4 separate regions of the Mus musculus genome follow, and all the other regions are linked to region 1. Evidence: chromatin loops called from intact Hi-C (ENCODE). Cell type or tissue: heart. All regions are shown on one strand. Region 1 holds the start of Cyld (CYLD lysine 63 deubiquitinase). Region 2 has its middle 25 kb from the start of Adcy7. Region 3 overlaps Nkd1 (naked cuticle 1). Region 4 holds the start of Nod2 (nucleotide-binding oligomerization domain containing 2).

Region 1 (2,500 bases):
CACACACACACACACACACCACAGCAAGGTATGAATGAATGCTCCTCTAAGGAGACAACTTTCCAGGGAAAATCAAAAAGAGGAAGGTGGCGGGGATAGTGGGGGTTGGGAGATTGCAAGGCTTGGTGGCTAGAGGATGACAAACCCCTAAAACATGCAAATGCCAAGGGGTGGAATAGAAAAAGATGCCAAGGACATGAATAACCTGGCAGCTGACCCAGATGAACTCAGTTCCAGACCATGATCATTCGCGACTTGGCGGTCTCCTCCAAGGCTGACCATAATAATAAAAGGAAAAACAAGGTACCTGTCTCAACAGGATGCACCTTCCAACTACACAACTGTGCAAAACCATCCTCTCTCCTCCCCCCTCCCTCCAGACCAGAGAAACTGAAAGAAAAAGCAGAACACGCCATTAGCGAGGCCAGACTGCTCTTCCGGGAGCGGAGCCACCAACACCCCACAAAACAGCACAGACGTGAGGTACCATAACCCGAGATTCTCCCTGCCTCCTGCAGCCGTTGGGAGCCAGGCAGGGTCCCGGCCTCAGTTTCCCCATCTGTCCACGACGGCGGGCCAGAGAGAAAGACGGAGTCCTGCACTGCTCCTACCCAAGCCCTGTGGTGCAGGAGTCCCGCGAGTCGGGAGCCCTCGGGCAGGCTGGAGGTGACAACCGCGGTTGACGTCAGAAGCTCGTCGGCCCGGGGCAGCTAACGGGCGGGCGCTGAGGCCCGACGGTCGCCTCCGCGCTTCAGGGCGCCTGAGGCAGAGCAGGAACACTGGGGACCTAGCGTCAGCCGCGCGGCCGCGCACACTCACCCGCCTCGGCCGCCGCTCAGCGCCGCAGCCCCGGGCTTCAGAACCAGCGTCCCGGGCCGGCCGGGCGCCCCACACCCACCACCCCAGTATTTACCTCAGGCGCGCGGGCCCCCGCGCAGCCGAACCTGCTACCTGGGCCCGCCCCCACCTGCCCCGCCTCCGAACTGCCCGCGGGGAGGGAGGAGCGGAGGCGGAGAGGGTAGATGCCGCGCTAGCCAATCGTATTCAGAGATCCGACCCTGCGTGCGCTCTGATTGGGTTTTCTTGTAACAGACCTTCCTCCAATGGCTGCTGGCAGGGTGCTGGCTGAAGGGACTTTCCGCTCGGTCAAGCTCGGTGGAGGCAAAGGGAAAGCGAAGGGGCGGGGCAGAGGAGAAAGGGTGGGGGCGAGGAGCGATGGCTGATTGGGCGAAAGGCCGCCAGTGTCATGTCACCATTGGCTGAAACCACGCCTGGGCGGGGCGCTGTGCTCTTAGCTCCACCCTCCTTGCGCGGGTCTTGTCTCTTGGCTTAGCTGTCAAAACTAGGGTGGGAAGCGATCCAGAGAAGAACTGAGAATAATTTTCAGAATTCCATTGAAAGAACAAAGCTTAGAATTACACCTAGAGTCAATGTTTTCTTTCTCAGTTTGTCAACATGTAACACGGGGAACTCCCAACCATCCTAAGCCTCAATTTCCTCGTCTGTAGAACGGAGGTGTTAGTACCACCTGTTTTACCGGATTATTGTGAAATGCTATATAGTATCTCCTAACAGTAGACTCTGTACAAACTGAAGCTCTTTCTGTCCTCAGATGGCGTCTGGGACACCTGCTGTTTTTTTAAACTTCTGTGGCCATCCTCTCCAAGGGTGGAGAGAGTCTCCTAAGGATAAAGAAAGGCTTTCCACCCTCTACCTTACCCGGGACTGCATCCCTGGCCACCAGCCAGAATTAAGGGTATAATGAAGGATCTTTCAATTAGACGGAAGGATTCTGACTCCCAAAAGTGTTCAAAATATTTAAAGAAACTCTTTTTATAATCAGCCCCAGAGCCTGGCAGCACATGACTTGCTTCACTGGATAGTTCTCTTAATTAATTCCTTCTCCTTTGACATTTTAACTACTAATTATGGGAGAAGGTGATTAATACTGAGAAGGAGGGGTGTGTGTGTGTGTGTGTGTGTGTGTGTGTGTGTGTGTGTGTGTGTGTGTGTTTAATCATGACACAAATTTCCCCAGTGAAGACTACCATGTTTCTGAAAATCCAAACAATGAAAACCACTAACACAGAAGCAGACAGACACATGGGTGATTGCTAACAGTATTAACTCACAACTCCTCTCCCTGCTGAAATCAACCATGATGAAATTGGTATCTTCTGAAAACTGAAGCCTCAACTCTTTCCTGTCTTTCACTGGTATACATATATCCTGTTCCCAATTTCCCAAGCTCTAGCCACATGATATAAATCAATAGTGACACACAGTGGCCTTAGACAACAACATTCCCCTATAGATCTGGATTCTCCCATGACACTGGCATGATTCAGAGATCCAATCTGGCTGTGTGGGAGAACATTTTGCTTGGCCCCATCCAACAAGGAAGAGGACAGAGTTGAGGAAGTAGACTTGGGAATCTTTTAGTGGGTCAAGCAGACTTATTTTCTCCAGATTGTCAGAGTCCTTCCCCCACTCTGTTTTC
Region 2 (2,500 bases), 430 kb after region 1:
ACTTAGGTCTCTGTCATTTTACATCATTATCACACAGGCCTGTGACCAGTCTGACAGCAGACGAGAAATCAGAGCTGGAGAATGGGATCTCAACAGGACACGCCGCCAACCCACATGGCACTGTCACAATCCTTACCTCTCCTGTGGACATCCCTATGGCAGCCCAATGGGACACGCTAACCCCAGTCAGTAATTATGTTCAAGCAGTGACCAACACTAGAGTCTCCCAAAAGTACAGTGGAGGCAGTCACTGGGGGAGGTGGGTCTGAGTTTCTTACTCAGCACAGTAGGACTTGGGGTGCTTGACTTTCTACGGTTTTTTTTAAAAGGCTTATTTTTTTTTTTAAAGAATTGTTTATTTTATGTATAGGAGTACACTATAGCTGTCTCCAGAAGAGGGTATTGGATCCTGCTACAGATGGGTTGTGAGCCACCATGTGGTTGCTGGGAATTGGACTCAGGATCTCTGGAAGATCAAATGCTCTTAACCACTGAGCCATCTCTCCAGCCCCCAATTAGTTCAGGTGTATGGGTGTTACCTGCATGTTCATCTGTACACCGGGTATGCAGTACTTGAAGAGGCCAGAAGGGGTGTCAGGCCTCCTGGAACTGCTGTGTGGGTTCTGGGAATAGAACCCTGGTCCTTTGAAAGAGCAACAAGTGCTCTTAACCACTGAGCCATCTCTCCAGTCCGTGTATGAGTGTTTCGCCTCATCTATGTATGTGCCTGCAAAAGTTAGGATTGAGAGCTGCCATGTGGGTTCTGAAAACCAAACTTGGGTAGTCTGCAAGAGCAGCAGGAGGATGAGGAAGAAGGAGGAGGAGGCGAAAAGAAAGAAAAGAGAAAGGGTCTCTCACTGAGCCTGAATTTATGTTTGGCTAGAGTAGCTGGCCACTGAACTCTTAAGTGTCCATTTGTCTCCATCACCTCCACCTCCAGTGCTGTAGTTATGGGGGGCACAGACCCAGTGCTGTAGTTATGGGGGGCACAGACCCAGTGCGGTAGTTATGGGGTGCACAGACCCAGCCACACCACAGCTCTGTATATGCCTGGCTGTGTGGTCTGGGGAAGCGCTGTCAGGAGGTGGAAGGCTGAATGGGGAAACCCTGTCTATGCAGGTTTTACATAATCCTCTGTGCAGCTGTTTAATAATGCAACTGCCTAGGGGCGGGGGGAGGGTCACCCACACTCTCGTAAGTAATCCTGTGGTTTGCCAGGCTGTGCCAGACAGGGTTGTTCCTTTGGACTTGTTGTTAGCACTCTATTTGGGACGAGTAGAACTTGTTCATGTCTGGAGTTGGAGAGAGAGCTCAATGGGTAGAGTACTGGTGACTCTTGTGAAGGACCCATGTTCAGTTCCTAGCACCCATATAGAGCTCACAACTGTTGATGTCTTCACATTCCAGGGGATCTGACACTGTCTGCAGGCACCAGACATTCACATGGTGCATATACATACATCTAGGCAAAACACCCAAACATATAAGTCTTTATTTTACATATATGAGTACACATAGCTGTCTTCAGACACACCAGAAGAGAGCATCGGATCCCATTACAGATGGTTGTGCGCCACCATGTGGTTGCTGGGAATTGAACTCAGGACCTCTGGAAGAGCAGTTGATGCTCTTAACTGCTAAGCCATCTCTCCAGCCCCCACATAAATAAACCTTGAAGAAGAAGAAGAAGAAGAAGAAGAAGAAGAAGAAGAAGAAGAAGAGGAGGAGGAGGAGGAGGAGGAGGAGGAGGAGGAGGAGGAGGAGGAGGAGGAGGAGGAGGAGGAGGAGGAGGAGGAGGAGGAGGAGGAGGAGAAAGAAGAAAAGAAGAAAAAAGAAGAAAGAAGAAAAGAAGAAAAAAGGAGGAGGAGGAGGAGGAGAAGAAGAAGAAGAAGAAGAAGAAGAGGAAGAGGAGGAGGAAGAAGAAAAGAAGAAAAAGAAGAAAGAAGAAAAGAAGAAGAAAGAAGAAAAGAAGAAAAAAGAAGGAGGAGGAGGAGGAGAAGAAGAAGAAGAAGAAGAAGAAGAAAGAAGAAGAAGAGGAAGAAGAAGAAATTTGTCTTCTCAAGAAAAGTTAACCAAACACCCACAAGCTCGTGTTTGAGACGGGTCTGTGAGGCCTGCCTGGCAGAAGTGAGGTACAGGAGGTGAGCCTCTGAAGGTTATATCCACTCTGATTCTAGTCTTGCCTGAGTTTTCTGCTTCCTGATCCCCCACCACCAAGTGAGCAGTTTCCTCCGCCATGCCTGGCGGACTGAAGTCATGGGCCACAACAACCCTGTTCCACTAAGTTGCTTCTGTCAGGTGCTTGGCCATAGCAACAAGAAAAGTGACACGTCTGTCTAGGTGATGGGTACTGAGAAGTGGGGCTGCTGGTGTGGTAAAGCTGACCACGGGTTTCATCAGCCTTCAGACTCAGTTTCTGGAAAGGTTTGGTGCTGATGGATAAAGCAAGCTGTAAGCAGAGCTTAGCAGGCCATTCTGGCGGGAGTACAGAGACCAGAAT
Region 3 (2,500 bases), 170 kb after region 1:
GCCTTTGCACATCGCCTACCCTGTGCCTGGAAGGCATATCTCCTACTTGTTCCCTGGGGCTCAACAGCCTCAACATCACTTTCTAACCTAATCCCTCACTCTCTTTCATGCCCCTGTTCTCAAGCATCCTCAGATGCCCACTCTCGGGATGCAACTGTTTGATCATGAGTGGACACACCAGAAAGCTTTGGGACGCTGAGTATCTGCTCCATTTCCCAACTTGCTGGCATACACTTATTTCACCCCCGGAGAACTCCATGTGGCTGGAACCATTTCCACATGTCACAGATGTGAGGATGGAGGACCTGAGCCATTGCTGGCCCCAGGCCACCCATCAGGAAGCCCACGTGGGATGCAGGTCTAAGATGTCAGACTCTACAAACCCATCACACCTGTAACCAGCAGCCCACACAGCTGGTTCTCAGCACTGATTCACACCTCTACTTCTGTCACTGTCTGCCCTCCTGTTGTCCTGCCTGTCACAGAAACAAGCTGTGGGTTCCCAGCTCAGGGGGCTACCTGCTCTGTTCTGTTTGCAGCCAAAGCCAGCCTTTCCTGTCAGGTAGCAGTTTTAGCTTAGAAGTAGCTGTTTCGTCCACAAGGTAAAAGTGCCCTCAAGAGGCAGATACAAAGATCTCACAAGAAGATGCAGGCCATTCAGTTCCATGCATCATCCAGCCTGCATGCACATGTCTTATCACTAACTCCCTGCGCCCATGGGGCGGAGGTGGAAGCAATGACAAGTACAGTGTGCAGGCCAAATCCAGCTACCTGCCCATCCATAGGAAGTGATCCCTAAAACTTTCTTTAGTTGACTTGGATTTTGTTTGTTTGTTTGGTTGGTTGGTTTGGTTTTTTGGAAATGAGTTCTCATATATAGCCCAAGCTGACCTCAAGTTGTAATCCTCCTGTCTCAGCCTCCTGAGTAGATGGGATCATAGAGGCATGCCATCATGCCCACAATGTTTTAAATCCAGACCTTTTCTAAACCAACGTCTAGACCATGTTCCCCAGAGGCTATGAGTTGGCTGGGCCTAAGTGGCACTGCCCTCTTGAGGCAGGGTGTGTATTCAGATGTGAATGCCTTCCACCCAGCCTGCTGCACCTAAGCAATGTGACTTCTCTAGCTGCACAGGTTACTGAGGTCAGTATTAGCATCCCGCAAAGCCTCCACTCTAACCGTACCCCGAGTCCCACCCTTGTCTATGGATTGCAACTTAAAGAGCCCCATGTGGGGTTCCTCCAAACTGTGCTAGGGAGTGAAGAATACTACCACCACCGTTCCCAGCTGTGAAAACTGAGGCAGCCATAGCTTATGCTACTACCACAGCATGAATACCCGGTCCCTACCTTCTCTATGGTACCCTAGGACCTGTTTGCATGCTGGCTTCTGAATTCAGGTAAAAGAACGACCTGGAAGGTAGAGAGAAAGTGAAATCGTTCTTCCAACTCTTTGCTACCCCCATACCATGGCTATGACCTCAGTGATCACCTGGACCTTAGCGGAGGCTGGTGCCAGACCACAGTTGTTTCAACACCCAGCAGGTTTCTCCCAACCTCGCTTGCAACTTTCAGACCTCAGGGATCTTCTTTAAATTATCAACAACGTATCTGTGCACCGGCTTAGTACCTGAAGTCTCAGTGAGAAAGCTTGCAGGCAGAATTAGAACCCAGACTGTGGGCCTCCACAGCCCTGCTCACCTTGATCCTACTCTATTTCTCCTGACGTTTTGCCTGCCTGCAGCCTCCCCAAGGGCCCCTGGGTGTTCCCCCAGAGAGCCAAGAGCTGTGCTTATCCCAGTGCAGACCTGCGATCCTCACAGAGCCCGTGAAACCTTCTATCCCATCTTCATCATCCAAAGTATTTTTACAGAGAGCCCTTCCTCACACTCTTCCTCCTCCACAGAACCGATCATAGGCTTCTTTCATCACACCGACCTCACACAAGGCTACATCAACTTTTCTCTCTAGACAAAGACCTGACTGAGTCCATAACACAGTGGGAAGGTGGCCAGGAGCTGGGTATGGTGCCTTGTGCTTTAAATCCCAGCACTCAGCGGAAAGATCTCTCTGAGTCTAAAGCCAATCTTGTAAACATGGAAGATGACCAGGTCAGCCACGACGTCCACCAATATCTCCAACAAACCATGCTCTGTGGCTTTCTCCCTGACACTTATCAAACCTGCAACCACTCTGACATTCCCCCTCTGCCGTCCTACACATACTAAATTAGAGTGACATCATCCCACTTCTCAGATGGAGAGGCCAAAGTTCAGGGGAGGGAAAGGCCCTTTAGCTGATGTCACGGGATGCAGCAAAGCCCACCTTACCTTAGGGCCCTCTAATAACCATCAGCCACACACAGGGACACATGCCACAGCCAATGTGGCTCAGCAAGCCTGAACAGTGACGCCCAAACTAATTCCTCAGGGCTGCTAAGCAAACATGGCCCTGGACAGGCCCCTCGGACAGAGCCACACTGGCTGGCCGGGGTTCCTGC
Region 4 (2,500 bases), 49 kb after region 1:
AAAGCTTTTATGGCGAACTCAAGCCCAATACAAGAGACCTCAGATGCCACCCCTTTCCTCCTTGCCACCCACCATCCACCCCCAGCCCTCCAATTCATCCCTCCATTTACACCCTGCTCTGGTCTGTCATGCTTCTATAAGCTCCTCCCTCCCTACCTACACACACACACACACACACACACACACACACAGTGGGGGCTTTCTCTAGCTCCCCCTAGATAGTCACATGACTTGCCAATCCCCTCCTTAAGACTTTGCTCAGTGGTGACTCTCTCAGAGGTGCCTTCCTATGCTATGCAAAACTGTAGCCCCTAAGCCCTGTCCCAGCTTTTTCTCCCCACAGTACTTCCTATCCTCTGAGATGGCATGTGTTAGCATGATGTATTCACCATATCCCTGTGCATCACCCAGTGTACAGATGGGGTCTGCATGGGCTGAGGATGTGTTTGTTCCACACAGCGTGGGGGCGGGGGTGGCTGTGGAACCAGAGAGTTGCAAGGCACAGACTTTGGCCAAACAGCTATAGAAGCCACTTTGTTAGCAGTAAGCGTCTGCTCACTGGGCCACCCTACAATGCTGACCTGGGTGGGAGAGAGGGGACAAGATGGAGCCAGTGCCAGCTTGGAGCTGCATGTGGAGGCCAACTGGCATTAAGTGGCCAAGAAACTGGGAGCCCCAAAGGCCTCACAACAGACTGAGCAGACCAGAGCCAATGGGGCTGACTCTTTGGTCTTCAGGAGGGCAGAGATGAGGGAGGGGGCATTTCCCCTGCAGGGTATCAACCGTGGGTGAGATTACATACAGAAAAGCCAATGTCCCTGCCCCAGGCCAGGACCCTGCAGGTTCTGAAAAAGACACAGAAGTTAGAGAGAAGGGGGTGGGGGGAACTGAACCAGGAATAGTTCCTGCTAAGACCCAAAGCAGGGTTTTCTCCCTCTGGGTAAGGACCTCACCTGCAAGTTTCCCCTCCGTTGTCCCAGCCACCTCCAAATCACAGCCTCGCCTCAGACTTCAAAGGATCCTGGGGGCTTCAATTTGGTCCCAATACCCTATTCCTTCTCAGTTACCAAAGCCTGCCGTGGCTCCCCTCGAGACATCCCTTTCCTTTTACAGCCTATCTACTCCGTCGATGCTTCCAGGAGAAACAGAGTCCCTTTCAGGAGCTCAGCCAGGCCAGCTCCAGAGCCAGTTAACAGCGTCCCCGCGATGGGACTTGTGACGGTCGTGATCTCCACAAAACCAAGCGCTGTTGCCCGGGAGTCCTCGGTCTCCCCGCGAGAAAACCCTCCTTTCCACATATCCACCCACCCCGATCACCCGCAGACCACAGAACCAGAAAGCAAGCACTCACCGCCAGCTGCAGCGTGGGGATCCCTCGCCAGTTTTGCGGTGACTCCACACTAGGACTCCCTCAGTGATCTACTCCCGCCCATCGCCCCACCCACCTAGCCAGAGACCCCGCCCACTCTGGCAGGCTGGGAAGGGCGGCCACACCCCTCCTGATTTCCCTCTAGGGACTGGTGAGACAGGTATCCGGGAACAGGCCTGCCTGCAGTGCTTTGTGTTCTGCCCTTGGGGACCGGTTTCAATCACAAGGGAACCAGAGTCCTGGGAACAAGAGCTAGGAAAGCCCTCAGTGTCAGTAGGAGCCGATGCACCCTCTCAGGGATTTGTAAGCCCTTAGTCAGCTACAGTCTTAATGGAGGCATTCCCAGAAGGCCGTGCTGGGTGGTGTTAGGGCATTTAAAGTTCCTCTTTTCCCCTTGGTTGTCAGTCCCATGCAAGCTGAGGAAAGAGGTCTAAGTGTAATAGCACTTGCCTCCAACGTAGCCTCCTAGGCTGGGCTCTGCCACCATCCTAATCGGAATTCGCCAGCGTTGTTTAGTTCCCATTCTTAATGTTACTTCTAAAAAGACTTGTACATGAACTCTCATTTGAGAGAGAAAGGGAGAGGAGAGAATAATTGACCCAGACATGAAATTGTGTATAAACCACTTCCAAGGTATGGTTGAGGTTCCGAAGATTTGTATTGTAGATATGAGGAAGGGTACAGCCGGAGGCATCTGGAAGAGTCCAGAGCAGGGAAAATAGCAGCTTGAACATGGTCAGCGGGGACATGACCATGAGAGGAAGAGAAAGAGACAACCAATGTGGGGTGGGGAGAGGGAGAAGAGAGAGAGAGAGAGAGAGAGAGAGAGAGAGAGAGCCAAGAGAGAGCACAGCCAAATGGCAGGGTTTTATGGGAATGAGAAGTTGGGGGAGGGAAGCCCACAAGCTGGAGAAGCTTAGAGTTGGGATGTAGGGTAAGAACTATGGAGAGCTACAGGTTATGAGGGAGCCTGGAGGCCACCACAGGCTTTGGTGCTTTGGTATGCTAATAGATACTCCCTTTAGCCTTCTGTCTGGGGAGTTCCTTCTGAAACTGACACTTAGTATTGTGCTGGCCTCTGCTCTCAGTAAGTCTCTTAACCCCACCTGTAGGGCACTCCTCTTGTCCCAG

What was found. A loop is a pair of places that touch in the nucleus more often than their neighbours do. Peaks named below come from ENCODE experiments on the same cell type or tissue, not always from the same donor. Only the 100,000 strongest peaks of a DNase experiment are listed, where the experiment ranks them.
Region 2: it touches region 1 in a loop (2.4-fold over the local background); 6 of 42 quality-filtered maps call a loop at or near these places.
Region 3: it touches region 1 in a loop (2.4-fold over the local background); 2 of 42 quality-filtered maps call a loop at or near these places.
Region 4: it touches region 1 in a loop (2.3-fold over the local background); 22 of 42 quality-filtered maps call a loop at or near these places.

Annotation. Positions count from the first base shown.
Region 1 is chr8:88,695,513-88,698,012 of GRCm38, reverse strand. Cyld (CYLD lysine 63 deubiquitinase) reads right to left here and starts at 985. Exons shown (of 17, transcript NM_173369.3): 1 at 914-985. In heart, a CTCF peak has its summit at 1,287; a DNase peak (open chromatin) is centred at 1,132; H3K4me3 peaks cover 1,788 bases; H3K27ac peaks cover 1,018 bases.
Region 2 is chr8:88,268,359-88,270,858 of GRCm38, reverse strand. No RefSeq gene overlaps it. Among named protein-coding and RNA genes, the nearest start is that of Adcy7, 25 kb to the left of the region's middle. In heart, a CTCF peak has its summit at 1,558; no DNase peak of the experiment used is centred here; H3K27me3 peaks cover 1,323 bases.
Region 3 is chr8:88,528,541-88,531,040 of GRCm38, reverse strand. All of the region lies in intron 3 of Nkd1 (naked cuticle 1), which reads right to left. Among named protein-coding and RNA genes, the nearest start is that of Nkd1, 8.4 kb to the right of the region's middle. In heart, a CTCF peak has its summit at 1,056 (motif pointing left); no DNase peak of the experiment used is centred here.
Region 4 is chr8:88,646,261-88,648,760 of GRCm38, reverse strand. Nod2 (nucleotide-binding oligomerization domain containing 2) reads right to left here and starts at 1,414. Exons shown (of 13, transcript NM_145857.2): 1 at 1,352-1,414. In heart, no CTCF peak of the experiment used is centred here; a DNase peak (open chromatin) is centred at 1,460; H3K4me3 peaks cover 974 bases; H3K27ac peaks cover 584 bases; H3K27me3 peaks cover 1,126 bases.